Linked DNA regions of Homo sapiens: regions 1 and 3 are each linked to region 2. The links are chromatin loops, found by intact Hi-C in ENCODE. Cell type or tissue: Caco-2. All regions are shown on one strand. Links, peaks and the distances in the headings refer to the core of each region. The heading gives the core; the rest is flanking DNA.

Evidence for each region. Hi-C counts contacts between places; a loop is a spot of excess contacts. Peaks named below come from ENCODE experiments on the same cell type or tissue, not always from the same donor. Only the 100,000 strongest peaks of a DNase experiment are listed, where the experiment ranks them.
Region 1: a loop joins it to region 2, with 4 times the contacts of the local background. A loop is called at or near these places in 5 of 110 quality-filtered maps.
Region 3: it touches region 2 in a loop (2.2-fold over the local background); 13 of 110 quality-filtered maps call a loop at or near these places.

The regions. Positions count from the first base shown.
Region 1 is chr11:129,255,437-129,263,718 of GRCh38, reverse strand. The region is part of intron 1 of LOC399975 (a long non-coding RNA gene); the gene reads left to right. It also overlaps a transcript of ARHGAP32 not described here. Among named protein-coding and RNA genes, the nearest start is that of ARHGAP32, 67 kb to the right of the region's middle. RefSeq lists a cis regulatory region at 3,693-3,706 and an enhancer at 3,628-3,772. In Caco-2, for the core only: no CTCF peak of the experiment used is centred there; a DNase peak (open chromatin) is centred at 3,668.
Region 2 is chr11:129,311,999-129,320,280 of GRCh38, reverse strand. The region is part of intron 2 of LOC105369572 (a long non-coding RNA gene); the gene reads left to right. Among named protein-coding and RNA genes, the nearest start is that of BARX2, 60 kb to the left of the region's middle. RefSeq lists a silencer at 4,193-4,487 and an enhancer at 4,096-4,601. In Caco-2, for the core only: no CTCF peak of the experiment used is centred there; a DNase peak (open chromatin) is centred at 4,140.
Region 3 is chr11:129,234,423-129,242,704 of GRCh38, reverse strand. It overlaps LOC399975 (a long non-coding RNA gene), which reads left to right. Exons shown (of 2, transcript NR_145484.1): 2 at 5,457-8,282. It also overlaps a transcript of ARHGAP32 not described here. Among named protein-coding and RNA genes, the nearest start is that of ARHGAP32, 46 kb to the right of the region's middle. In Caco-2, for the core only: no CTCF peak of the experiment used is centred there; no DNase peak of the experiment used is centred there.

The DNA of each region.
Region 1 (8,282 bases), core at 1,700-6,699, 57 kb after region 2:
TTTCCTTTCCTCTTTCCTCTTTCTTTTTCTCTTTCTTTTCTTCCTCCTCCTCCTTCCTTCTTCCTTCTTTCTCCTCCCCCTCCCTCTCCCCTCCCCCTCTCCCCGCTCCCCATTTTCCTCCTCCTTCTCCTCCTCTTCCTCCTTCTCCTCCTCCTCCTTTTTTTTGCCAGTAGCCATTTTAATGGGTAAGGTGATATCTTATCATGGTTTGGTTTGCCTTTCCCTAATGATAGTGATGGTGAGCATTTTTTCATATGCTTGTTGGCCACTTGTATGTCATCATTGAAGAAATGTGTGTTCAAGGCCTTTGCTCATTTTAAAATAGTTTTTTTTGTTGTTGAGTTGTAGGAGTTCTTTACATATTTTAGATATCAGTCCTTTTAACAGGTATAAAATTTCAAATACTTTCTCCCATTCTGTGGATTGCCTTTTCATTCTGTTGATAGTGTCCTTTGATATACAAACATTTTAATATTAATGTTGTCTAGTTTATTTTTCCTATTGCCTGTGCTTTTGGTGTCATGTCCAAAAAATTATTGCCAAATCCAGTGTTATGACATTTCCCTCCTATGTTTTCTTCTAAGACTTCCATAGCTCTTATGTTTAGATCGTTGATCCACTTTGAGTTAATTTTTGTATATGGTATAAGGTAAGACTCTAATTTCATTTTTTGTGTGTGAATATCCAGGTTTCTCAGAACCGTTTGTTGAAGACTGTCCTTTCCCAGTTAAATGGTCTTCACACTCCTGTAGAAAATCATTTGACTATATATACTAGTACTCATACTAATTTTATAGAGGAGGTGATTGACATTGAGGTGTGACTGATAGACAATATTAACATATTTTTAAAAAGAATTCGTTAACCTTGAAGTAATTTATATTTGGTACAGTAAAATAAAGTGAAGGTTTTTAGGGTTGTGAGGTTTTTTTTTTGGTGTGTTGCAGTCTTCTCCCAGGATTTTTGTAGTTCTGCCAGGCCTTATAAAACGACTTTGAAATGGTTTTAAAATAGTAGTTTTGGGCTGGGCCTGGTGGCCCGTGTCTGTAATCCCAGCACTTTGGGAGGCCAAGGCAGGCAGATCACTGGAGGTCAGGAGTTTGAGACCAGCTTGGCCGACATGTGAAACCCCCTGGTGAAACCCTGTCTACTAAAAAAAATACAAAAATTAGCCAGGTATGGTGGCATATGCCTGTAATCCCAGCTACTAGGGAGGCTGAGACATAAGAATCGCTTGAACCCAGAAGGTGGAGGCTGCGGTGAGCCAAGATTGCGCCACTGCACTATAGTCTGAGCGACAGACAAGGGCTCCATCTCAAAAAAAAAAAAAAGTAGCTTTTGCTATATTTAAAGCTGTTTATTTGTAAGGTGGGTTAAATGAATATATCAACATTAATTCAGTAGATATTTACTACCTATTAGAAGTGGTTTTGTGGGGAATAAAAATTAGGGGCTTCCTTTATGCCATTTATATTGTTAGGAATTAAAAAAACATGAGAGACAGAATGATTTGAAGATAATACAGACTTTTTTTTTGGCGCATGAGGAAAAATTAAAAGTTTGCAAGATCTATTTTAATTCTATTTTATTAGTCTGGCATGCCAGGTTTATTCTTTCATAAGTAAATATTGTTCGTGAACATTTTGTCAGGTTTCCGTATTTTCTCTTAATTTGTGTGTTTTAAAAGGCAGACATTATTTCCCTGTGTATATAAAACTCCACCTTCATGTGTCATTTGGTGTTATGGTAATCGCTAAACATAAACATCTCTAAGTTTAGCTGTAAAAATCATCAGAACTTGAAGATTTTTTTCTTGTTACAGCAACAAAGGGATTTCTATATACTATTGCATTTTATTGCCAAATAAGATTCTAATATGTTTTGGTTTCCTTTTTTAACAGTTGCACCATTAATATAGGGATCATTTACTGAGATGTTTAAGTCAAAATTACCTTTGATTAACAGAACAAATTGCCTTTTCAGCTGTTTGCTCCCAATAAGAAGCAGTTTTCATCCATTTATTTACTTAAGAGTATTTCCTGAAAACTCTGGTGAATTCCTCAGCACCAAGTTGTTTAACACAGAAGAGAGGTGGAAACAAAAAATGCTTGGTTTTTACTGGCTTTCTTTTAGCATTTCTGTCTAGTCGAAATGGGGGCCAGGCTTGCACACATAGACAACTGAATTAATGTAACCGGACCTATTCCATCTAGGCTGACCTCTTGAAAGATAGGAGGGGAAGTCTAAAACAGGAGAAAAGTTTTAGAAATCCTTTGGATTAGGCTTACCCAGATTAGTGGTATGTAAAATATTATGATATTCTTAGTGTTTCAGGATTATGGATTTTAGTAAAAGCAGAAAAAAATAAATTCTTGTTTAACTGAATCTATAATGGCACCAGTGGTTTGGAAACATTTCTGAGTTACTTGATTTTATGTGAAAAAATCTGGAATAACTTTTCCTTTTTTCCTTTAGACCATTTTTCTTTTATTTAACCTAATCCGAGCCACTTTATACCAATTTCAACAATATTTCTGAATTCCTGTGATCTTTTATTTCCTTTTTGCTGCTTTCAGCTGTGTTTCTCTCCACTCTAAGCTCATTAAAGTTAAAAAAAAAATAGGAGATTGGACCCATTTTTTTTTCTGAGGAGTGTGGCGTTTAGCACCCTGTGGTGGCTCAGGATATTTTAAGTAGTATTTTCAGCTTTCTAGAAGTGTTTGCCTTATTTAGAAATAGTTATGGAAAGTTTTCTGTTTGGAGGAAACTGTTTCTTATCTTTGTTCTGGCAAAGTTGTTTGATCCTTTCAGCATCATGATTCAGTTGGTTTGTGTTCATGTAGGAGTTTGCAGCCTAGCTGCTAAAAAAGTTATTTCAGAGATGCTTATGTAACCCTTTTTAGATTAATTATTGGCTAATATTTTTGGGAGTAATTATTTTTTGATTGCTCAGCTGTAACATATTTTATTGTGCTAAGATTTTGGAGGTTGCCTTTAGCGCAAGAAAGTAGTAGGAATTTATTTTTAAAACGGATGCTTTAAGGTAGACAGCTTAAACAGTTAAATGTTTGATTTTTATGTTTAAAGAGTTATTAAAGTATATAGATAAAGACAATATTATATTTTACATGATCATACTAAGGTGTTTCGCAGTTACAGAATGAGGAGCTTATTTTTTAAGACTTTTTTCTATTTGAAAATAAATGTCACAACTGAGATTTCTTATTTAAATATATTTATTATCACATTTTAAGAAAGAAGTTTTAGTTTATAACTCTGTATGAAAGCCCGTAATAAATTTATTCACTTTTTATCTTTCATGATTTAAGATAGAGACAGGGTGAGAAAAACCCTGAAGAACAGTCAACAAAAGCTTTCAAAACAATGTTATCAGAGGTATGATAATTATGATAAGAAATCATAAGACCATTGCCGCCAGTGATGTTATTTGTGTTTGACTAGAATTATCAGTTTTTTATGCCCACGTAAACAAATTGTTTTATTTCACAAAGGAGGTTTAATAATTTATGGTTGAAGTGTAAATGAAATACTATGGCTCTTCAGTTGTGTAATGCTCATGCCGGTCTCAGATGTAAAAGTTCAATCAGTGAGTTGTTGCAGCCCATTTCATTGAAGGAATGGAGACAAAAGTTTGTTTGTAACTACCATGGAACTGAGCACAAAGATGCCAGTGACCTTTGAACTTCTGTGGCTGTGCATCTGAACAAGGGATTGTTTGAGAATGGGAAAAGCTGCCAGTAGACTTGGGATATGCTTTCTCCTTGTTTTCTACAGAATTGTTGAATGACCCTACTCCAGAAAAACAAAAAAACAAAAAACAAAACAAACAAAAAGCTTAATTGGAAGAAATTCTTACTGGTCTCAGAAGAATCTCATGTCTGCATAGCAAAATCTAATTAGATATTCATATCCCAAAGTGATAGTCATTAAAAATACTGTCTCCACTTACAAAAATGGCAACGTTAATTACTGCCATTTTATGCATTGACAAGGCTGGTAGGTGCTTGTGGTTTCTTCCTCTGCAGTTCTTATTATGTTCTTATTAAAAGCTATCTTCCAGTTCTATGGTTGGAAAATGCTTCTATATCTGGGTCACACTAATTCCTTAGCTTATTTTTTTTTTTTTTTACATTGCTTAAATGTTGGGCATTATTCTGAGAGTGAAACCTGTATTTGTCAAATGAATGAGTGAAGTAATAAATGTACAGGAAAAGTATTTTTTTGTGTGTGTGTGAGAGAGGAATAATGGCATTTGCAGTACTCTTTTTTTTCTTCCAAAGTGCTTAACAAAAAACTAGTAACATCTCTCAGTATGAAAATATCATAAATAACAGTATCTCTTTTGCAGCCATTGTATATAGTTCTCTTATTTGCCCTAGCCAGTGTTCAAACTGGGCCCAAACACGACTTTATTTCAGTTTTGTTGTCTTTAGAAAGAGCTGAGTATTCAATACTAATCTTTCCATTTTGGAGAAAAAGCTGGTTCTAGTTTATATTGTTGCATATCCTGTCTTACACATGATTAATAAATTATGAAGATGTTTATATTTGAAGTTAATGTACCAATTTGCCATTACATAGTGCATGTGTTTTGAAGTGGTTCCTTTTTCCCATCAGTAATGCATTTGTGCGTATTATTTCATATACTTTTAGGTAGTTCTCTTTATGACTAGTGGCTAGCACCATAATTTAGCTCATAGGTTATGATAGAGTGCAGAAATCTGTCATCATATTGCTTAACTGGAGTCACTGGGATTGAGTTTATGATTTCATTAGCTGTATTGTCTTGGTACCTGATAGGGGTAAGATGGGAAAAATTAGTACAGTAGTTATAATAAGAAAAGTGGTTGACTATTAACTTTCCAGTATGTGTTAAAATACTGATTTATCAAAAATTTAAAATAAAATCTTAACTGGTTGATAGTTGGAGAATTTGTTCATCATAGTCCTGTGAAAAATTATTTAGGAAGTTTAGCTTTGAGTCTCGATTTATCAGCTACTCTTAAGAAATACAATAATTTACTGGCAGAAGTTCTTTAAGCTCTTTTTGTGCATCTGTCTTAAATGCCTAAGACAACTAGGGCCTCCAGGAGTGGGTTATCTGGGAGGCTAGTTCCTTAGTGGAGGCAGAGATTTGGGGTGAAGGGGACTGTGACTGTGAAGGAGAAAGTTTGGCTGTAGGGAAAATGGTGGATAGAGTGGGAGCTCGGAGCTGGAAGAAGTTAAAAAGAGGGACGTGGCAGGCACATACTGCTGCAGATAGCAGGCTGCCTTTCAGATCCCAGTCTAAAGGAAACGAGAAGGAATCAGAACACCGGGGTCTGCAGCCATCAGATCGCCTTACCTGATGGAGGAGACAATCTTTAAATGGCTCACAGATTCAGAAAGTTAAACTCAACCACCTGGGGTTGATCAATGTATCTTTTACTCAGTTTTAGTTTTGGTTTATTTTGATTAAATTCTCTCCTCTGATGGTTGAATTTGGTTTAGATTTTAATATGATAGTTGTTTAATAGAGAAAAAACAAACCATAGCACAGCATAGAACATATATTTGACAAAGTGCTATAAAATTGCCATATAACATTAGTGAATTGAATATTCCCTTTAAAGAAATCTTAACATGAAATGTATTACATTGCTATTTTAGACAAAAATAAGACTTTTTTGAACTGTTCATTTTATTGACATGTTTTATGAAGGGAAAAGATAAAGAAGACTGAAGAATATGGAAAATATTAGGTAAATAATAGCATTTTTCACACCTATTCTAAGAGTAAAAGTTTACATTCTGATGACTATATATCATCAGATAAATGCCACATTACTTGATTTTATGAAATGGCCAGTGTTAAGTTAATTTGGATGAATAGCAAATAATGCTTTGGGTCAGAAGGGGTAGACTGAGATTTCATTGTTCATTCTGAAAAAAATTTGTCAGGAAGTAAGTACTCTGTTTAGGATTTAAGAAGTTCTGTTTTTTTTTTTTTTTTGGTTAATTATTAACTTACTGCTTCTAAGAACTGAGTATTTAGAAAACTTATTCAATGTTTTCTGTAATTTTAAAAATTAATGAATTATTTATTTTTAAGCAACAAAGTTTTGTTATGTTGCCCAGTCTGGACTTGAACTCCTGAGCTCAAGTGATCCTTCTGCTTTAGCCTTTTGAGTAGCTGGGGTTATAGGCATGCATCATCATGCCTGGCTGTAGTTGTTTTTTTAAATACTAAAATTGAGATCTGAAATGAAAACAGTCTTGACATTGCTCTATAGCTACTAACTGAAGAAATGGTGACTGTGCCCTGCCTTTTATAGTACCTGAACTTTTCTACATTTTCCTCCTGTGGTAAATAATATGAAAGATGCTTTAGAAAAATAGTTCCCAGACTTGTACCACAGAGAATTGCTTCTAGTGCCATAAGTCACAAACTTGTAAGTTGCTAGACTTAAAAAATATTTCAATATTGGTAAACATTATCAAGTGCACACCATGGTATAGCAGATTTTTCCTACTTGTCTGAGGTTCATTTCTTCCCTTTTCCTTTCTAATAGAATTTAAATTTTGTTAGAAGCAAAACACAAAGCTTTTTGTGCCTAGCTTAAAAACTATCAATGTCTTAGCTTCCCTTCCTACTGAGGTAGCCATGTGATCTAGTCCTGGTCAGTGAGATGTATGCAGAAATTTCTAGACGAAGCTTTTGGGAAAGCCCTTTTAGCCATTTCTCTTTCCTCCTGCCTAGAAATTAGACATGATGACAAGCTGTAGCAGTATTCTAGAGACTTTTAGGGAAAGGCTAAGAGATTCGCGGAAGTCTTAGCCCTTATGTTCTTGAACTGCCAAACCAATGTCAGCAAGCGCTTCTCTCTGAACTTACATTTCGTGAGGAAAATAAAGCCCTATCTTAAGCCACTATAGTTTGGACTTCTTTTTACATGCATCTAAACATTATCCCTAACTGATATGATAATTTACATGCCCGTTATGATATTCTTTCAGGAGATTTGGATTCTTCTTACAGTTTAACAAGGGATGTTATCCGACTTCAAATCCAGAAGTCTCTGAGATTTTTGGAATTATTTCCTTTAGACTTGATTGGACCAGCTGGATATCCAATTGGATGGATGTTGGTTACTTCTGGAGGGTTTCTTGCCTTTCAAAAATAGCCTGTAGCATTTCTCACTGTCATTTCATCCTCTCTCAGTTTAAGTCCCCGGCTTCATCTTGCTACATAATCTATATTGAAACCATAGAGCTCCCTCTGATTGGAGAGAATGTCCATGTAGTTATAGCACAATTAGGGTCATTTGGATTGGTCAAGGACAGGAATTTGACTGCTGACCTTATCTCCCTCCATACCAGAATTAATTGCGGTCTTTTTTTTCCTTTTTAAAAATTTTAAACTTTTTCATGTATCATACACATGTTGAGTACGTGCATAGAACATACATATTCAACTCTATGACTTCTCACAGCCTGAACATATATGTGACTAGCATCTGATCAAGAAGTGAAGCTTGATTGTCCTTGTGGGTTGTCAGCATGCAGGCTTCTAACAGCATGGATTTGTTTTTGCCTGTCTTATTTTATATGCTGGAATTGCGCAGAACATATTCTTTTGTCTCTGGTGTCTTTTGCTCAGCATTGTCTATAAAATTTATCCATATTATTATATGTAATTATATACATTCTCATTGCTGTATAGCATTCCATTATGTGACTGCATCTCAACTTATCTACTGTTGGTGGGCATTTGGATTGTTTTCAGTTTTGACTTACGAATATTACTCCTGAGAACATCCTACAACATATCTTTTGGTAAACATACGTAAGCATTCTGTTGAATGTATACTTTGGAGTAGAATCCCTGGATCATAGGGTATCAGTAACAAATGAGAGTTTAAGCTCCTCTGCATTCTCATCAGCACTTGATGTCATTGTTTTTAACGTAGTCCTTCTGGTGGGTGTATCTTTTGTGAAGTGCCTGTTTATGCCTTTTGCCCATTTTTCTGTTGGGTCATTTGTCTTGTTTGTGAGAGTCTTTTTTATATTCTGACTACTAGTTTTTTGTCAGATACTTGTATTGTGAGTATCTTTTCCTGCTGTCTGGGTTACATCTTTGTTTCTTTAAGTGTCTTTTGAGGCCTAGGTCTTAATATAGTCCAGTGTATCATGTTTTTCTTTATGGTTAGTGCTTTTTGGATACAGTTAAAAAAGATTTTTGCCTACTCTAATGTCTGAGAGATGATCTGTTTTATTTTCTT
Region 2 (8,282 bases), core at 1,205-6,204:
TATTAAGCCTTCAATTTGCTTCTGACCCCTACTTCATGCACCGTTTGACCTCATTTTATATTTAGTAAGAGGAAAGAAGGCAGCATAAAGAATCAGCTCCAGGGCTCAGGGCAAGTCCATTTCCAGCCAGTGCCTTTGGCCTTGAAGCCCCCAATCTCTACATCAATACTCCTTCCCAATATTAAAAAGTGCTCTTCATGGTGTCCTTTTAACACTGCGGCTATCCAAATTAGGACTCGAAGGAGCAGGTGGAATCCTTCCAACTGCCAGCCTAACCTCTCCTCTATGCCAATGCAGAACTACTCTGCTGATAGAGAAATTGCTTCCCGGAAAACCAATTTCCTCCTTATTGTCCTGCAGGCTGCTGTGAGACACCCTGTTGGGTGGGGTGGGCTCCTGGCCTGTTTATTCCACCAAGAGAGTGAAATTGCAAAGAACATGTTGCTGGGGCCGAGATTTAGAAGACATGTTTGAATGGGAGTTGTGTTCCTGAGCTCCCAGTTTAGACATTTTTTTCCTGATGCATATTTTCCATTGATCTAATTGCTTTGCATCCGCCGAGGGATGAGAGCTAGCGTTCTCAAAGCCTCGCTGCCCACGATACACCCACTATTATTAAGGTCCAACAATTATTTCATTCATTGCTTCGTTCATTCATTTCCTCTAAATTTGTTTCTAAAGAACTGTAACCTGCCATTCAAGCTCACTATTCCACTGGCAAAGAGTCCAGATAGGCAGTGAATGGCCAGCCTCTACAAAGTGCTCCCAACATGCTGTCCAAATTGGAGCACTTTTCTATGCCCCGCTCCACCCAACCTTCAATCCTGCCTTGGAGGAGAGCAAGTGACAGTGAACTTGAGAAGAGCTAATAAAAACCTGATCTCCCTGATAGCATCTTCTTTAATTATTTAAAGAAAGGGACAGCCTGTTTAAAAACACTTCCTGTTCCAGTTCTTTTGTTAAAACTCTCTTAGAGTCAGTGACAGGTTTTAGAGCTGAGAGTAGGAAGGGCTGGCATTGTTGAGAGAGTATGCAGAAAAGATGCTTTTAGATAGAAAAAGAAGGACGATGCAAAACACCCTTTGATTGAAGAAAGTTATGCACACATTTTCTTTTCCAACCAAAAATATCAGAAAAGACAGCTTACATATTAAAGAGTCGATTTCAGAAGGCCAAGAGAAGGGTCAAGTTTAACTTGCTCTTACCTGTGAATACAGCAGAATGAGTGCAGGATTTCAAGTCAGATCTGAGAACTGCGTCTATCACTCAGTAGTTGTGTGACCTAGGACAAGCTATTTAACTGGCCTAGCCTTCAGTTTCCTCATCTGTAAGACAGACATAATCACAGCTACCCTATCAAGGTAATTCGAGGATGAAATAGGGGTTGCGGGGAGGCATGCAAGAGCTTAGCAAAGACCTAGTACTTAGTGAATACACAACACCTGTGATCTTAAAACAACTAGGGCACTGAATGAATTGAGACGAAAGAAAGGCAATAGGAGTAACTACCCGGACTGCTCCAACATGGTTTCTGGTGGATTTATTTCCCTGCTGGACTTTATTCCCTGGAATATACATTTCAATTCCTCACACACATTTAATGAATAGGTACTTAATTAGGATTAGACACTGCACTCATTGGAACCACTGGGTCTTTTTGTTTTGTTTGCTCGTTTGTTTTTTGAGACAGGGTCTCACTCTGCTGCCTAGGCTGGAGCACAGTGGCTAATCGCAGGTGTGATCATGGCGCACTGGGCTCAAGGGATCCTGCTGCCTCAGCCTCCTGAGTAGCTGGGATTACAGGTGTGTACCACCATGCCCAGCTCTCTGGGTCTTTCAATCAGAGATCACAAAAGAAAGTTTAGATGGAAGCTGGACACTAGGAGAGAGACACAAAAGGTGTAGGTAGAGCTATGGTGTCTGCTCGGACTCTTTCTTAGTAAATGTGGGGCCTTTGGGAATCAGTTTCTGTTCCTTTTTTGGAAGAGGAATTATGGAGCAGAGAGAATACAGAGCCAATAGAAATGGATCTGTCTTAGTTCATTTATGCTACTATAACAAAATACCTGAGACTGGGTAGTTTACAAACAACAGAAACTTATTTCTCACAGTATGGAAGGCTGGGTGGTGAAAGATCAAGGTGCCAGCAGGCCCAGTGTCTTGGTCTCTGCTGGTCCTCATACGGTGGGAAGGCAGAAGGGCAAAAAGGGCTAGTTCCCTCCAGCCCTTTAATAAGGAATGAATCCAGTCCATGAGGTCAGAGCTGCCATGGCCTAATCACCTCCTCAAGGCCCCACCTCTCAATACTGTTGCATTAGGGATTGAGTTTTCACGTGAATTTTGGAGGGAACACAAACTTTCAAACCACAGCAGGGTCCGAAATGAGAAATCGGTAATAGGAAAATAAACAAGGAGAAGGGAGAAACAGAAGTATGCTACTCAGCCTAACCACCAGCTTCCTCTTGTGAGTATCCACCCTTGTCTGTTTCCTGGCTCTAGCATATGCATTGGACTAATCTCAGCAATATTTACAAAGCACTTACCTGGGCAAGGCAACGTCTAGGTATTGTGGAAAAGAACAGGATGATTCATTTTCTTTAGTAACACTTGCACAGAGCTCACTGTGTGCTAGGCACCTTTCTAAGGACCTTATAAATATTAACTAGGTTAATATTCAAAACAACTCAGTGAGATGGGTATTTTATTACCCCTAATTTACCAACGAGGAAACTGAAGTATGATCATAATAGCTACTTTTTAGTAAGTATCTAAAATGTGGGCAGGGCTTCAGTGGTTTTTTTTTTTTTTTTTTGAGACAGGGTCTCGCTCTGTCACCCAGGCTGGAGTGCAGTGGCGTGATCTCGGCTCACTGCAAGCTCCACCTCCCGGGTTCACGCCCTTCTCCTGCTTCAGCCTCCCGAGTAGCTGGGACTACAGGTGCCTGTCACCCACCTGGCTAATTTTTTTTGTATTTTTAGTAGAGACGGGGTTTCGCCGTGTTAGCCAGGATGGTCTCGATCTCCTGACCTCATGATCTGCCCGCCTCAGCCTCCCAAAGTGCTGGGATTACAGGCGTGAGCCACTGTGCCCAGCCTCAATGTTTCTTCAATGTAGTCCTCAGAGCCCTATAAAATAAGGTTAGTATTGCTTGTATTTTACAGAGGAAGAAACTGAAGCTCGTTAAGCTTAGGTGACTTGTTAACAGCCATGCAGACACTAAGCAGTGGAACTCCACTGCATCACACCAACTCCTGGATCTCCAAGTCACAGTCACTATCTTCAGGAAGCTGAGATGAGACATGGGATAACCACGCCTTATAGACAGATGCAAATGCCCAGCAAGAAGTTCCTAAGTCCTATCCTTCCTCCCCACTCCCATCGCCACAAGCGTCTGGGATTGAAGCTCCCCGTCTTGCTGTGGGTGGAACAGAATAATCAGACTTTCAGAAAAACTTACAGAAAAACTGAAGTGAGACCCCCACCCTCCAAACGTGGCCTCAGGCCTGGAGGTTTAAAGACAGACTCAGGTTTTATTCTGTTACTGCCACCTTCTTAACCCCTGCCCTCAGCTGCTCATGCCCCAGCCTTTCTCTGCCCTTACTCTTCCTTTATCTCCAAGTCTACGTGATTGAAAAATAATCATCCCTGGAAAGGAAAGAAAGGGGTCTCAATGAGACAAGAGAGGGAGGAGGTGAAGGGTGGCTGAGTAAGTGGGGAGGTGGAGGCCCCAGGGGGGAGCTCAGAGGCCTCATTCCCCCGGAAGCCCACCCTAGGCAGAGGGGCCATGGCTCAGGCTGTGCAGGGCAAACAGCAGCATGGCTTCCAGAACCTGTGCTGGGGATTTGCACTGGCAGGTGCCTTCTCCAGGGTCAGGAAATTCTGCAGCTCCAGGGCAAAGGGGATGGAAGCTGGGAAGAGCCTGTGAGTTGAATGCTGGTCCGACCTCTCCCCACTCTCTTCCCCTCAACACAGGAGCCAGAAGCCCAGTGTTGTGGCCCAAATTGCTTTGAAGTCCTGCCCTTTGTCCTCTTCTTCCTGAACAGATCCGTCTTCCTGGGGCAGGACATGCATTCCTCACACCATCCTTTTTGAAGGGGGTGAGGTAAACCTGGCCGAGCCGGTTAGTGCTGGGGTGGAGCCCAGCGACGGCCCTGATCCGGAGCCTCTGTTACCTGGGGCAGCAGAAGCGAATGAGAGGACAGCTGTAAATCATGTCTGGCCTGCTGATGACATTCTCCTCTCTCAGCTAAAGGACTGAGGATGGTCCAGCCCCTTGAGTGACTCTGGGCAGGGCTGCGAGAGGGAGCCCCCTAGCCAGTGCTTGGGGAGGAGGAATTCAGATCCTGGGAAAAACAGCAAGCAGCAGCAGGTGTGGAGTAAGCTGGGAGTGACCCATCTGGGACAACTGCCTAGAATAAACACTATTGTCTGCCACAGGCTTTTCTCTGCCAGCCTGGGCCTGCTGAGCTGACCGTGTTTGAAGGGCCAGTCGTGGGCTAAGCTAGGCAAGCTGAGATCAGTCCTGCAGGAACCTGAGGTCATCACAGGATGTGAAGACAGAGGGCAGGAGCTTGTGGGACCAGGAATGAGCGAGGAGATGGAAAGGAAGTCTCAAGGGAGTGAAGACCCAGGAGGAAGGCTGGAACAAGGCTGGGCAACATTCGTTCTTACCAAAGGCTAACTTCCTGGTGTCATCTTGGATGGTCCAGTTTAAAAGAACAAGACCTGACCAGATACTGCAGAGCCTCTCTCCAGACATCGGGGCTGGCTTCAGTCACACCCACTCTCTTCCACTGTCTTAGCCCCTGGGATGCACACGTTCATGCAGCCACCCCTGCTCCATCTGTCCCTGTGACCCTCTGATTTTCACCCACCTCCTGGTGCTATTCTTCTCTATCACAGGAAACTTGCATCCTTCTATTATTATCTTCACTGTTCAGAAACCCAACAAAATTTTAACCACATGAAAATCCACATTATACCCTCATTCTACCCAAAGTGATGTAATTCACCTTGTCCTTCGGAGATGGGGGGAGACTTACAACCTCATTCTCTCGTCTACCTTTAGACACTGAGCTTTAGGAAACTGTTACCTGGAGGAAAGGCCCATTGTGGAGGGTACCGTGGTGACCCAAAAACAGCCCTGGAGGAAACATGCCATCCAGAGCAGGCTAGGACCCACTGATGGGTGTCCTGGGAAAATGGCCCCACTCCACTCCCCACCCTGGGACCTCTGTGAGGTATTTTAATTCAGGAATGATTAGCACAGATCTCTAGCAAAGCTCTTTCTTGACCACAGCCAGAGTTAGGTAAGAATGCAGCCACAGGGAAGAAGGGAGCAGCAGGCAGAGTCTCTGGCAGCCACCAAATTGAAGCTCTTACTTCTTCTCCTCCAATCGTCTCTCGTGGAACCTAGGCCATCTATTTTCATTTGGGAACAAAGAAAGCAAAAGAAAGGAGGGGGAGGGAGAGGGGAAGGGGGAAGGGGAAGGGAAACGAAGGGGAGGGGGTGGGGGAGGGGGAAGGGGAAGGGGAAGAGGAAGGGGAAAGAGAGGGGGAGGGGAAGGAAAGGAAGGCAGGGAGGGGAGGGGAAGGGGAGGGAAAGGACCGGAAGGAAATTGGGGAAGAATAAAAAGGTGCAAGACAGTGGTCATGGAGCGCCCCCTAACTATAACGTGTCCACATTTTCTCAAGTTGCTGCTTTCATCTGAGAGTTAGACAGTTATAGATGAATGAGGAACAGGGACTAAATACAGCCAAGAAAAAGGAAGTGGAAGGGAGAATCATGGCTGAAGCAGTGGGGGTACATTTCCTTTTACTTATTTCCCAGGCAAAGGCCAATTGGTACAAGTCTCCATGATTGCCTTTTGTTCATGTATTAGGAAATGTGTATTACTTGCTCTGCTGTCCTAGTGTTTCAGGTTTTTATTTGTATTTCTTCACATAATGTGAATAACACATAGGCCAAGAGAGCCTGAATGCATGTTTGTGACTTCCTGGAAGGCAAGGGCCCACCTGCCCAGCCTAATACATTGCACACAAGCAATTAATAAACATTTCCAACTTGAAGACTTTTCATTGCTCCCTGAGCTCCTGTAATTTGGTTCCACAGTAGCCTCTGTTATGACATTCCTTGGCTGCTGCTCAAAATCACCATTGCTGTGTGTAATTGGAAGGCCAGTGACAGAAGGAGTAATAGTTTCCTCATTAAGCCTTGTGGTGTCTCCTCACCTACCGAGGCAGGGTACTTCCAGCACAGGGGTGGCTCCTCTGTTGTTCAGGAACAAGCAACCTCAGAGTTGTTGACAGAAGTTCCAACAGCAGCAGCCTCCTAAAGGCCCCGCGTGCTCATTATTGTACTAAAGTATTGCACTAAAAGGGGAAAACTAAATATGGTGTCTGGTGCCCAAAAAGGCTCTTGGAAAAGTTTTTGCTGCCAGAAATGGGTCTTTCCTTGAGGATAGACTCAGCCAATCAGAGTTTTTTCTGATGATGTAATGCTTTGCAAACAAATTGTATTGGTGGGAAAGCTCTTAGTTAATTGTGAGGTGTAGAGTTTCCACTGTAGCTCAGGAAAAATTGTCTGTGGCTTCATTTAAGTTTCGACTGAATTCCATTGTGCTTCTATTTCCAACCAAGCTGAACTTGTGTCTGACACTTGTTAAAAAATTGGGAATCAAGAAACTTTCTTTTCCTCTGATGTCGAAAGCTGCTGATTCCTTGTCTAAGATGTGTCCGTTTAAAAAACAAAAAACCAAAGCTAGCTGCTGATTAATCAATGTCTGCTATGTGCCGTTGTCATCATCTCACAGCTGTACTTATCGTCAGCAGAGGCCCTAGGAAGCTGACCAGCAGAGCATCAGTACGCAACAGCGGGTAGGAAATGATGCCCCGACAGGTTAGGCTGTAGAAAAAAAGAATCTTTGGGGTGGAAAAGAAGTTAGAGCGCAGGCTACACATGCCTGTGTTTCCATCTGATGAATTCGCATGCACGCGCTTGCCATAAGTCCGCTACGCACAGCCATGCAGCACTAAATATAGCTCAGAGCTTATTTCCCTCCTTCAGAATGTGTCGTCCCCAGCTCTAGAGCTTTTCCTCCCCCAGACAGAGCCCCTGCTGTCTGCCAGTCTGGGCTGGAATTAGCACACCGCCGCTGCGTAACTGGGTGTCTCTGCTGCTGGAGGCTGATTCGGGTGCAGGCGGCTATACCTGCAGTTGTGTTCCTTGGTTACCTGCGTCCAGGAGCCTAGGCCACCCACCCTTCACCACATATGCAAAGGATGTCATCGCCTGATTCACTGTCTCTGTTATTTCAGACAGCAGGCTGTTCCTGTCCCCACCACCCCTCCGCCACACCACAGCCTTTCTCTCTGGATCATCCGCCACACCCTCTCCTCATCCCGGAAACCTCAGGCCGGCTCCACCTTGCTTCAAATCCTCCCGTCTCTGCAGTCGATTCCTTTTTCTCAGCTTTTATCTTTGCCACTCTTCCCAAATATGGGACACTTAAGTATGGCTGACTCAAACTGTGTCAGTGACTCACAAATATGTTTCTGTATTTCATTCTATGTACCACCTATGTTTCTTCCCTCCGCTCCCCACCGCAGCCTAGAAGAAAGAGCGCTGGGCTTGAATCCAAATGCAATGTCCTGGGAATCAAAATTGGGATAGTAAAACTTCTACTGCAGGGATTTTGTAAGATAAAATAAGATAATATATACCTGGCACATAGTAGGAGCTTCATAAAGATTGGTTGAATCTGCCCTGGCATATAAACTCTTTAGACATTCTCCTTCCCTTATGTACAATGTACATACTTTTCCATTTCCCCAGCACCCAGTCCCTCTGAGAATAGGGACATGTATCAGTGCCAATTGACATACCTTAATTTTTAGTGCACCTTTTTGGATCAGGAATCCTTAGCAAATGGGTAATTTTAGGCATCAACAAATTACAATGACAATGAAATAACCTCATAGGTTGGGAGGGGAAGTGGGAGCTACTTTCAGTGAGATATTCAAGGCCGACACAGGCAAAACTGCACGGGGCACACTGCGATGCCATTACTTGTCACTATAAAGAAACTTTCTTCACCTATTTCCTCTTACTCCTCTGGTCTGTTCTTACTTTCAGCTGACATTCAGCTAATTAATTCCTACAGGGGTGTTAACGGATAAGGCAGTTCTGATAGGGTGTCAGCCGATAATGGCCCTAAGGGCCCAGCCTGACTTGTTTTGCCAGGCCTCCTATCACATCTGAAAAGCAGCCTCCAAAAGATGGA
Region 3 (8,282 bases), core at 2,091-7,090, 78 kb after region 2:
GCTCTGTCACCCAGGCTGGAGTGCAGTGGTGTGATCTCGGCTCACTGCAAGCTCCACCTCCCGGGTTCATGCCATTCTCCTGCCTCAGCCTCCCAAGTAGCTGGGACTACAGGCGCCCGCCACCACGCCCGGCTAATTTTTTGTATTTTTAGTAGAGACAGGGTTTCACTGTGTTAGCCAGGATGGTCTCGATCTCCTGACCTTGTGATCTGCCTGCCTTGGCCTCCCAAAGTGCTGGGATTACAGGAGTGAGCCACTGCACCTGGCCTAGGTTTCTTTTTATGTATATTTGTAGGTAGTAATTTTAGAAATGTGTTATGTATTGAACAGTATATTTTATTGCATACCATAAGTGAGTGTAACAGCTCAAATCCCTCAGTTGTTTGAGGTTATGACATTTGTGTTGAGTTCCTAAAACACTAGCCCTCTGAACAGGGCTAGGAGGAGGTATCACTTGCGGGGTTGAGTAAGTATGTTCAAGTACTTGGCCTTGAGAGTGGTGACTCCTAAAATTTTGCACCATAGGTGGTTTGCTTGTCTCACCCTAACCAAGGTCCTGCCTGTAAAACAATTATAATAATAAACATTCCTTTAGAATAAGTTTGTATTATCATCAACTAAGTTGCAAACATAATTTTAAAAAGCAATACTCCCATGAGACTTTCAAAGAAAAGCAACAGTCTCCTGACCCTATCCCAGCTTGCCTCCCATTTCTACTCTATAGAAACAATGTTTTTCAGCTCTTTCAGCTTCCTCCCTACCAGGATTTACCACCCTATTTGTAAATACTATGTTTTTATTGGTCATTCTTGCTTTATTATATTTACACAGTCTAAATTTATTTGAACATTACTGAATACTTTTTAAAATTTTTGTCTTTTTCTGGAGAGGCAGCATCTTGGATTTAGTATGTCATTGGGATTTTTATTACTGAATGATCCAGTCAAAATTATTGTTTTGTGACTTCGAAGGGCTTCTGTGTGAGAACTTGTTACATAGACTTTGTTTTTACTAAATCCAGTAGAGTATCTACTTACCTGTTTTTGGTTTCTTGTTTTTCTGCATGGGGTCTTGCCCTGTTGCCCAGGCTGGAGTGCAGTGGTGTCATCACGTCTCACTGCAGCCTTGACCTTCTGGGCTCAAGTGACTCTCCCACCTCAATCTCTGAGTAGCTGAGACTACAGATGTGCGCCAACACACCCGGCTAATTTTTACAAAATTATTTGTAGAGATGTGGGCTTGCTCTGTTGCCCAGGCTGGTCTTGACTTCTTGGGCTCGAGTGATTCTCCCACCTCGGCCTCCCAAAGCACTGGATTATAGGCATGAGCTCTTGCACCTGGACTACTTGTCTGTTTTTATAGTATCAAAATTGGCTATTATAACACTTGATGCAAATTTTATTTTTTCTTACCTTTCCAAATAAAAGGAAATTTAATGAAGTTTTAATGAAGTGTAAGTTACCATGTATCTATGTCCTTTAATTAAAATATTTTTTGTTTTAAAATTTTAACTTCATTTATTGAATGTAAGCTGTGTATCAGGTACTGACATATACATTTTGTACATGTGAGCTCATTTATTCCTTACATCTCATAGGTACCAAGATCCCCATTTTATGAGTGAAAAAATGAAGTGTTAAGGAAATTAAATAACTTGCTCAAAGCTGCAGTGATGGTAAATAGTGGAGCAAGAATTCAAATTCAGGAATGTCTCATTCCTAAGTCCATATTCTTAACCACGGAGTTAAACTGTACATTGTCCTCTCTTTTGGATTCCCAGATTTCTCCAGGAACCTTTCTTTCTATTTCCTCTGTTGAAATGTTACTTTTAAACTTAGTCTTTAAAATTTACATAAAATTAGCTTTTGCAGACTCAAAATTTTTTTCAAACCATATTAAAGATAGAAAAGCTTTATGCAGTGGTTTCTTATGATATAATGACAAAAAATATAAAAGAAAATATTAATCTCACTCTCAAGCATTTAGGGCTTGTGAGAAGGAAGAGGAAAAACTGATATCATCAGATTACTTACTTTTTGCTTAGTTCACAAATACTTAATACTTGTTTAAGGTCTTGTGTTGTGTATCTAAAGGAATTCAGAGACAAGACAGCTTTGGCCCGCAAGAGTAATTCAACTAAAAGTAAGTATACCACAAGGCAATATAAATATCCTGTGAGAAGGGTAAACTAGGTACTGTGTGAATTTATTGAAGACCTAGGGAAAGCTTGTAGAAAAGGAAATTACTTGAGATGGGCCTACTGAAGGCTGGGTAGCACAATTAGGGAAGGGTCATTCCAGTAAGAATTTACAGAGGCAGAAAACTACTGGGAGTGTGTTTGTGGAACAGCAAGTAGTTCAGTTTGACCAGATTTTTTTTTTTCCCCAAGGTCATATAGCTAGTAAGTGCTAGAAATGGAATTGGAATCCGAGGCAGTCTGACTCCAAAGTCTGCAGTAATAGCTATCTTGCTAAACTGCTATAACTTTACCAAGAAATTTATATGTCTAGTCACCCTTGGCTGTGGGGGTATATTGTATGATGAGGTTGGCAGGAGAATCACTTGAACCCAGGAGGCGGAGGTTGCAGTGAGCCGAGATCACGCCACTGCACTCTAGCCTGGGCAGCAGAGTGAGACTCCGTCTCAGAAAAAAAAAATGAAAAAGTATAGGGGAAATTATTTAATTTGTCACTGCGCATAGTAACTGTGCAGTTGCTGTGTAGGAAATGAAGATTACAAACAACAGTTCCTGCCTTAGAATTTGTAGTCTGAGAGATAGGAGAAGAAATTTGGGATCTGCTGGTGCAAAAAGTCTGTTTTTTAAGTAATTGTGTGTGTGTATGTGTTGTAAGTTTTGGGAAAAAATTTAACTGAGAGTGGCATTTGAGTTGGATTTTAGAGAGTTGGCTGTTTGCACAGATTGAGGATGGAGGGGGAAGGCTTTGGATTAGCGTGAGAGTAGACACAGGTGGAATAGTATAGAGCATATTTGGAAAATGGCCAGTAATCTATATTAGCAGCAATGTGGGAAGTGAGGGGGTCCATTAGAGATGATGCTAACCCTAATGTGCTAAGGAATTCGGACGCTCTTTTATGGGTGTCGAAAGTGCTTCTAGGTATTGTATTTTAGCAGAATTGGTATCATCCAATTTCTATTTTAGGAGGGTTATTCTAGGTGAACTAACTAAAAGGTGGTTAGTGTAATGCTAGTTTGGAAAATGAGCTTCTAGAGGCCTCACTTCTGGGACAGCTCCTGGCTCTGTCATTCTGGGTAATTTTGGTCATCTGACCAATCCTAAAATTACTCATCTGCAAAATGTGGGTAATGCTAGTACCCTCCTTACAGCGCTGCTGTGATGCATAAATGAGATTATGCTGCAGAATGCTTACTGCATGTTCTAACAGAGTAAGTGCTCACACAAAAAAAGTTAGGTATAAAATAATGTTCTGGAAAAGGGCAAAGACTAGAAGTAGAAAGACTATATAGGAAATAGGAAAGTCTGTACTATTTAATAAGCTGTACAATATGCGAGGGCTTAGAAAAATTATTATCGTGGCCTGGCATAGTGGTTCACACTTGTAATCCCAGCACTTTGGTAGGTTGAGGTGGGAGGATTGCTTGAGCCCAGGGGTTTGAGACCAGTCTGGGCAACATAGTGAAACGTCGTCTGTATAAATAATACTCTATAAATAATAAACAAAATTAGACGGGCATGGTGGTATGTGCCTGTAGTCCCAGCTATTGGGGAGGCTGAGGTGGGAGGATCACTTGAGCCTGGGAGGTCGAGGCTGCAGTGAACCGAGATTACACCACTGCACCCCAGCCTGGGCAACAGAGTGAGACCCTGTTTCAAAAAAAATTATTATTGTGAAAATAACACTTTATTGCATCATCAGAAGTCTTAATTATGTTTGGTTAGAGGTGTGTGTGTGTGTGTGTGTGTGTGTTTAAAATAAGTTCTATGATTATGCAATTGGTTGGTTTATTTTTTTGAGACTGGGTCTTAGCATCTTAACCAGGCTGCCCTGGAACTCCTGGGATCAAGCAGTCCTCCCACCTGAGCCTTGTAAGTAGCTGGGACTACAGGTGCGTGCCACCACACCCAATTTGCAGTTGATTATTTTAAATCCCATCAGTGTATGTATTACTCATGCATGTAAGAATAATCTTAAGTGTATAAGAGCACCTGTTACTGACATTTATAGATGTGTGGTGGTAGTGGAGGCTGAAATGACTAGTAAATCCAGTAGTGCATGAAATCCCTGATTGTAAATGGCCATTGGTAGATTTTTCACTTACATGTCCTCACTGTGCAACATTTTTCTCTGACTGGGTCATGAGAAGTGTGAAGAGAGGGGAGAAGAAAGGGCACAGAAAGGCATAAGCACCATTTATGTGGGTTAATGGTTAGGAATTATTCCTGGGAGGGTATAAGAGTTAGAAGGAAAAATCTTTTAATATGAAGGTGCTCTGTATCCTCAAAGTTTGCAAGGACTATAAATAAATTCCATGATATTTGGTCTCTAGGATGGCAGATTCAGGATTAATTAATTTCACTCAAGCTTAGAAGAGAAATTAGGGTTAGTCAGAACTATAATTGAGAAGATTGAATTTTTCCTTGAGTCATCAAAAACCGCTGGCACTGTGGTGACTTGACTTTTTCTCTGCCCCATACCTACTACCTCACCAAACTCCCTTGTCCCTACCATCAAAATGCGTCTTCAGTTGGGCCACTTCTCACTACTTCTATTGCTACCACCCTAGTCTAAATCACTCTCACTTCTTTGGATCAATGCAGTAGCCTTAAACTGGTCTCTTGGTGTGATTTTTGCCCTACTTGGTCTAGTCTTTATAGAGCAGCCAGATTATCCTTCTCAGTGTAAGGAGAGTCATGTTCCTCTTTTGCAAAAAGGCTCTCAGTAGCTCCTCATTTCAGGGGTTCTTTGCATAGCTTGGAAAGCCCTGCCTGGTTTGGCCCTATTTCTGGAGCCTTTTCTCCTATCACTTTGTTGCCCTCACCGTACTGTTGCACCACACTGGACACAAGTGTGCTCTTACCCCGAGGCCTTTGCAGCTGTGCACCCATCTGCCTAGATCCACGTAATGCACTCAGTTCATTTAGGCCTCTGTTCATGTCCCCACCTCACAGAGGAAGGAGTTCTCTGAAAGCCTTATCTAAAGCAGCAGTCCTGAGCATTCTTCATTCCTTTAACACGCTAAAGCACTTATCACTACCCAATAAATAATCCTTTAAAAACATTTGTAATCCCCACTAGAATGTAAAGTCCCTGGGAGCAAAGATTTTGTTTTCTGAAGTTTTCTCATCAGCTAGGATGTAACAAATGACCAGTAAATATTTGTTTAACTGATGAATGAGTTATAAACAAAGGGAAATTTGTATTTCTTTAAATGTGAGATTTACTATTCACATCAACATTTATTTTGATCTGTGTAGGCAAAATGAAAATAAGAAAATATTAAGAACAAAAAAAGAAGACTACAGACCAGTACCCCCGATGAACATTGATGCCAAAATCCTCAACAAAATACTAGTGAACTGAGTCCAACAGCATATCAAAAAGATAATCTACCATGATCAAGTGGGTTTCATACCAGGGAATGCAGGGATGGTTTAACATACTTAAGCCAATAATTGTGGTACACCACATAAGCAGAATGAAAAATGGAAATCACATGATCATCTCAATAGATGCAAGAAAAGGATTTGACAAAATCCAGCATCCCTTTATGATGAAAACCCTCAGCAAAATTGGCATAGAAGGGACATACCTTAAGGTAATAAAAGCTATCTACCACAAATCCACAGCCAACATTATACTGAATGGGGAAATGTTGAAAGCATTCCCTCTGAGAACTGGAACAAGACAGGGATGCCTACTTTCACCACTTCTATTCAGTATAGTACTGGAAGTCCTAGCCAGAGCAATCAGAGAAAGAAAGAAAGCGCATCCAAATCGGTAAAGAGGAAGTCAAACTGTCCCTGTTAGCTGATGATATGTGATTGTATACCTAGAAAACCCTAAAGACGTATCCAAAAAGCTCTTAAAATTGGTAAATGAATTCAGCAGAGTTTCAGGATGCAAAGACATCATGACTGAGAACCCAAAAGTGAATGCAACAAAAAAGGTTTTGCACAGCAAAAGAAATAATCAGCAAACAGACAACCTACAGAATGGGAGACTGTCTTCACAATCTGTACATCAGACAAAGGACTAATATTCAGAATCTACAAAGAAGCCAAACAAATCAGCAAGAACAAACCAAACAATCCCACAAAAAAGTGGGCTAAGGACATGGATAGACAGTTCTCAAAAGAAGGTATACAAATGTCTAACAAGCCTATGGAAAAATGCTCAACATCACTGATTATCAGAGAAATGCAAATCAAAACCACTGTGCAATACTACCTCACTCCTGCAAGAATGGCCATAATCAAAAATAAAAAAATAATAGATGTTGACGTGGATGCAGTGAAAAGGGAACAGTTTTACACTGTTATTGGGAATGGAAACTAGCGCAACCACTATGGAAAACAGTGTGGAGATTCCTTAAAGAACTCAAAGTAGATCTACTGTTTGATCCAGCAATCCCACTACTAGGTATCTACCCGGAGGAAAAGAAGTCATTATTCGAAAAAGATACTTGCACATGCATGTTTATAGCAGCACAATTCGCATTGCAAAAATATGGAACTGGCCCAAATGCCCATCAGCCAATGAGTGGATAAAGAAAATGTGTGTGAGTGTGTGTGTGTGTGTGTGTGTGTGTGTGTGTGTGTGTGTTTATGAATGACATAATGGCATTTGCAGCAACCTGGATGGAATTGGAGACTATTATTCTCTGTGGAGTAACTCAGGAATGGAAAACTAAATAGCCTATATTCTCACTTATGAGTGGGAACTAAGCTATGAGGATGTAAAGGCATAAGAATGATATAATGGACTTTGAGGGACTTTCAGGACTCGGGGAGTAGTGGGGAAGGGGGAGAGATAAAAGTCTACACATTGGGTACAGTGCACATTGCTTGGGTGGTGGGTGTACCAGAGTCTCAGAAATCACCACTGAAGAATTTATTCATGTAACCAAGCGCCACCTGTTTTCTCTTATATGAAGACCAAGCTCAGTAATGCTGTGTTTTTATGGACCTATAATTGTGTCCATGCTGCCCTGTCATTTTACCAGTTCTTGTATTTGAGCAGATAATACCAAAAATGGTGCAAACTTACTTTTGCTACAGATGATGACAATTTTAGACTAGGTTACACATATTTATACATATAGTACCTAAGGGTAGGAGCTCAGGCAAGAGTGTAGGGAGGAGCCCAGTAAATGTGAGATGAAATTCTAGAGCAGGTAAAGTCAACGTGGGGTGAAATTCTAGACCAGGTAGAGCTCGTGGCAGGTGCTGTGTTAGGTAGCTAGTTGAATTGGTAGGGAAATGTTTCAGAAGGTAAGATAACAGGTGACCACAAACTTGGTAGCTTACAGAAGTTTATTTAAGTTCCGAAGGGCTAAAGTCCGAAATCAAGATGTCAGCAGGGCCACACTCCCTTCACGTGGCCTTCTCTTTTGTATTTGTGCCTCTTCTGTCTCTTATAAGGATAATTATTGTTGGATTTAGAGCCCACCTGAAATGCAAGATGAGTTCATCTCAAGATCCTTAACTTAAATTTGTAAAGTTGTTTTCTAAATAGTGCAGTCTTTACAGGGTCCAGGTATTAGGATGTGGATATATATTTTTTGGGGGCCACTGGTCAAAACCAGTGAAGTCCTACTTAAAAGCCTGGTAAACTAAGGGAATGGTGAAATAGGGATTGAAATAGAAGAACAACTACCTGTGTTTTTTTGTTTGTTTGTTTTTTCTGTTGCTAGGTTTTTGTTGCTAAAAACCTAGTTGTCCTGACAGAGACGCCCCTTTAAATAAATAGTTCCTGTGCTGAGTATCCCCACCCTACTCTGGAGGGGTGGTTTTGTTTCTCTAAAAATTGCCAGATTCATTCAGGTGGCAGATTAAAAATAAGTAAATGATTTTCTTTTTGAGTAAGTAGTAGGGAGATCTTTGGGAAAAATAACCTAGAAAACAGTATATGTATTTTTGCCATTCTTCTTGCAGATATATAGATTATATTGATATATTTTAACTTTGTCAGTGTTTTCAACATACACAGAAAAGTACAAGATAATAGGTCTTAGCACTCATGTGCTCGTCACCTAAACTTAATAAAATTTTACATTTTTCATATTTCCTTAGGATATATAT